2 separate regions of the Homo sapiens genome follow, and region 2 is linked to region 1. A link is a loop called in an ENCODE intact Hi-C map of the cell type or tissue named here. Cell type or tissue: IMR-90. All regions are shown on one strand.

Region 1 (2,500 bases):
TGAATTAACATGCTGAGGTGATTGAAGATCTTTAGAGAAACTTTGGAGAATGATGGAGTTCCCAAAAAACTAAAGATAGGTAAATGGTCTGGTTATAATAAACCAAAGAAAAGACTGATAAGTGCAGATTTCTGAACAGTGGCAGTCTTCATACAGAGGCTTGACTTTCCCTCTTTTTCCAACACAACTATTGTTTAAGCTTCTTCATTTTCATTTAAATGATCACAAAAATCTTCCATTCAGTCTCAATAATACATCTACTTTTGCCTATGTACAGTTACCTACGTTGCTGCCAGAGGATTCTTTTTGAATAGTAAATTTAAGTCAAATTCCATTCCCAGCTTTTTGGTGGATTTTCTAAACTTGATGCTATCTAAGCTTCTAAATTACATTCTTAACTGTACACCTCTCCTCCTTGTTTCCTTACACATCAGCTACACGCTGACATTTATTTCCTGGAAAGTACCATGACACCTCCATAAGACTTTTCAGATGTTGTTTTTCTCTTTCTAGAATTCTTTCCAACCCACCCAACTCAAAGCAGTCATCCTTTAAATTTCAAATAAGCCTTCATTTTTGTTCCCTAACCTCTTGGTTATCTAGGCTTCATGGATCTGACCTTCTGAGCATGTACTTCTATGGCATCTTGTATACTTATCACAGGTTATATTTATTTGTATGACTATTTAATTGGTACCTGCTGTGGTTTGAATGCCCCCACCAAAACTCATTAAAGTTTAATTGCCAGTGCTAGTAGGTGGGGACGTTAAGAAGTGATTAGGTCATGTGGGTTCCACCCCCATGAATGGATTAATGCTGTTATTGTGGGAAGGGGTTATAAAAGTGAGCTCTTGTGCATGTATGCTCTTACTCTTCCACTTGTCTACCATTGAATGACCCTTGCCAGATGCCCTTTTTTCTTTTATAAATTACCCATTCTGTGGTATTCTGTTATAGCAGCAAAAAACAGACTAAGACAGTATCCATTCTCCTTTTTCTCCTTCTCCTGTCACTAGATTTTAAGTGCCATGAGAGCAGGGGCATTTATGTTTTTACTGCCAAACCTGACAGCATAGTAAGTACTTGTTATATATGAGCTCAGTGCATTAGACGTTGGATACTGACTTGTTAGAGATGATCTAGAAAGTCCAGGTGGTCTCTGACTTTAAAATTTCCAGCTTTATGAGGGTTTCATTGGAACATAACTCCATCATAAATCTAGGCACATCACTGGTGATGTTAACGCTTATCATTTGGTTTAAGGTAGTGTCTGGCAAGCTTCTCCACTAGTAAGTTACCATTTTCTTTTTCCAAACGCTGTGGAGGGGAGCGTATTCCCTTTCCATACTCTCCTGGAGGGGAGACTTTACACGTATTATTTGGAATTCTGTAGGGAAGATTTGCCTTTTCTCCCCCATTTATTAATTTAGTCATTGATTTATATAATATAAACTGCATATATTTATTTCATACTTTGGGTTGTAATCCAGTAGTGTGTTATTTATTAGGTTGGTGCAAAAGTAATTGCAGTTTTTGCCACTATTTTTAGCAAAAATCTCAATTGCTTTTGCACCAACCTAATACTTTGTTACTTAAATTGTTCTCATTTTTGCCTTTTGGGAGCTCCTTCAGGTTGGACCCAGCTCCTACTCCTGTGTTCTTTGACATGTTCTTACTTTTTTTAAAAAAAGGAACACTTCTTTACTTTCTGGCATTACACGATGCTCCAGGCTCATCTTATATTTTCCCTCAGCCCTGAAATCAGCCATTTTTTCCAAGGAGCTCTGGTTCCTTTTATTGGAGAATGATATTTAGAAACCAAGATCTGGGTGCTAGGTGTGCTTATTGCTACTGGTGATCACTGTTTCAAGGCCCTCTCAGCTGCCATAGCTAGGAAATATATGTATGCATGTATACCAGCCTGTGACTATACACATAACTATAATTCTATACCTGTACACATGTTAAACGTGTTTAGACTGATATTACCAGCTCTAAACTAGTATCACAAGATTCATTCTAGCTTTTGCCCTTGCCTGTTTGTAACTTTTTTTCTCTGATGATGAGAAACCTGGCTCCCATTATTGGTATTTACTTACTCAACCCTAATATTCATGTAAAATAAACCATACACCCTGTGAGAAATGGATTTACCAACTGGAACACAATATCTTTGTACAGTTCCTTTTTTGTCTTTAGCCTTAGTTTCCAGCTAAAACAGTTTTCCAGCATTACGTAGTTCAGCTTCTTTTCCCTCACCACCTTCAATGAGGGCATGTCATCTTGTTAGTCATACATTTAGATTCATTTGTTAGAATCTGGATTCCATCCTGAGATCCCCCAGAATCCCAATTGATTTTTTAAATTTGCATAAAGTGTGTATAGTTCTGTGGGTCTTAACAAACACATAGTCTTGTCTGCAACACCCCAATACCATTCGGAACAGTTCCATCACCCCCACTCCTGGGAAACACTGATCTCTTTTTCTGTTCCTATAGTT
Region 2 (2,500 bases), 700 kb before region 1:
TGGCCATCTTTGAAAAATAACATCCGGCATGCCTCTCCTCCATTTTAAATATACATTTGGTCTTCCAGGAATAGAACTGTGTATAATGCCTATATAAAACAGAGGTATACCTGTATTTCAGTATTAAAGTGTGAATTTTAAAAAACTAATTAAATGGATTGTTACTGTTGGCACTTCTCTTTACAAATGGCAGTTTCATGAAAATTTAATATTCAGTTTAATAGCCCTGCACCAGACAATTATGACAGTTCTTCAAAATCTTTTTGTTTATGGGTTTCACAATTTACCTTAAAAAAAAAAAAAACCACTTTGTGTGACCGAGAATAGTTTTGCAACTAATTTTGTAAACTTTTGGTATTTGTGTTAGAAGCAATAATATAGAAATAATTATAAAATTATTTTTCCAAAATGGACATTATATGGAATTGATTACATATTGATTTAAAGCAACCTCATTGCCAAACACCTGAAATCAGATTCTAATAACTGTATCTGTCTTAGCACAGGAAAGCCGACAAAAAATACCACAATTAATATCAAATACCAATGACAGTAAATGTCCACAAAATGGCTAAGTTTCTGAACAAGGTCTAAAATAAATCTGATTTAGTTCCATCATCACAAAAAAGTAAAATAGACTAAACAAATCAGTATTCACTGCACACTTAGAAGTTTATCCTGAATTAACTGACTGTGCAGCTCTTCAAATGTGACTTGGTTGATGAAAGACGTAGGGAAAATGTATCCCAACTACCCCATTCAACAGAAAAAAACTGTCCAGTTTGCAACCACTGCCTCATTTACATATTTTTCATTTCTAAGTTCATTTTCCACAACATACAATGATAACAGTCATGAGCTCATAATCTGTGTACAGGCTTTCTTTAAAAGGAACCATTTAAACACACATGACAACTGGTTAAAAAAATTCTATAATTCATGGTTTTAAAGAATACCTCAGGAAAACCATTAATGCACACAAAAGCACATCCAAATGCTTTCTTGGTTCCCACACTTCAAATGCCAACAAAGCTACTGAACAGCTGTGAAACAGACTAACACTAAGAATTGAAAAATGTAAACAAAGCAACCCATTCCACTACCAAAATGAGCACTACAGAATTTTTAATGAGAATACAATTAATTGACTTCAAAACAAAAGTTGGTATTTAAAGAAAACATAAAACAGAAGAAAGGGCATTAAATAAACAAGACCAACATTTTACTAATCTCTTACTGTACAGTGGTAGCTTTTTTGTTTCCCTCACTACATCCACCCAATTCATTTTCATCTAAAACCATTAGCCCTGGCAACAGTTTTTCCTTAAAATTTTTATTTCATAAAATTTAATTCCTTAACTGGATCCATTAAGTTCTTTTTTTTCCTTTCTATAGAATACCATATTACCCTAAGGAGTTAATGCCCTTTTCCTTTGCTAGGCTTTATGAAGACATCTGCCGCCGTTAAATGAACCACCTGATGACAGCTTTTGACCCATTCTACTAATACTCAAATGACCATCTGCTCTAAGTTTTAATGGTATCTTGCCTGAGTTTAACAACTTAGAGAATTTGTATAGCTGAAGTATTTTTGTTGGAAAATTTTATGAAAATAGTAAAACATGTTGCTTAAGATCAATAACTACATTCTTCAGAGACCTAATGAAAATAGCTCAAACTCACAAAGCACTGATTTAAGTAAAATGTTAAATTTCTGGGTAGAAATGATGGCTGAAAGAGAAAAGTAGAGTTTTCACTACAAGCAGTTAAATACATATGAAGTGCTTCAACAGAACAAAAATCTCTAAATTATCACTTCGTATAATAGCAAAAGTAAAAAGTAAACAACATAATTGTTCATTAACAACAGAATGGATACATATATTAGGGATACAATGGAATACCAAAAATGAATGTTCAACGGCCACGCAATTCAACATGGACATACCCTTCACCATAATGCTGAATTTTTTTAAATATGGAATACAAAGGCCAGGCACGGTGGCTCACAAGTGTAATCCCAGCACTTTAGGAGGCCGAGGCAGGCGGATCAAGAGGTCAGGAATTCGAGAACAGCCTGGCCAACATGGTGAAACCCCGTCTCTATTAAAAATACAAAAATTAGCTGGGCCCAGTGGTGCGCACCTGTAGTCCCAGCTACTCGGGAGGCTGAGGCAGGAGAATCGCTTGAACCCAGGAGGAGGAGGCTGCCGTGAGCCGAGATCACGCCACTGCACTCCAGCCTGGGCTACAAAGCCAAACTCCGTCTCAAAAAAATATATATATACATATATATATATACACATATATATACACACATATGTATAGAATACAAAATGTTGAAACAATACTATTATTTACAGATATAGACAAATGTGTAATATAAAGAAACTCATGGGAATGATAAAAACTAATTTGTGACAGCTGGTTACCTTAGGCGAGGAGGGGAAAGAATGCAAGTGAGAAATACTACAAAGGGTGTTCAAATGTTATTAGTAAT

Evidence for each region. Hi-C counts contacts between places; a loop is a spot of excess contacts. Peaks named below come from ENCODE experiments on the same cell type or tissue, not always from the same donor. Only the 100,000 strongest peaks of a DNase experiment are listed, where the experiment ranks them.
Region 2: a loop joins it to region 1, with 15 times the contacts of the local background. A loop is called at or near these places in 1 of 110 quality-filtered maps.

What each region holds. Positions count from the first base shown.
Region 1 is chr18:21,061,469-21,063,968 of GRCh38, reverse strand. The region is part of intron 2 of ROCK1 (Rho associated coiled-coil containing protein kinase 1); the gene reads left to right. Among named protein-coding and RNA genes, the nearest start is that of ROCK1, 49 kb to the left of the region's middle. In IMR-90, no CTCF peak of the experiment used is centred here; no DNase peak of the experiment used is centred here.
Region 2 is chr18:21,759,031-21,761,530 of GRCh38, reverse strand. The region is part of intron 1 of MIB1 (MIB E3 ubiquitin protein ligase 1); the gene reads right to left. Among named protein-coding and RNA genes, the nearest start is that of MIB1, 19 kb to the right of the region's middle. RefSeq lists an enhancer at 1-2,500. In IMR-90, no CTCF peak of the experiment used is centred here; a DNase peak (open chromatin) is centred at 1,020.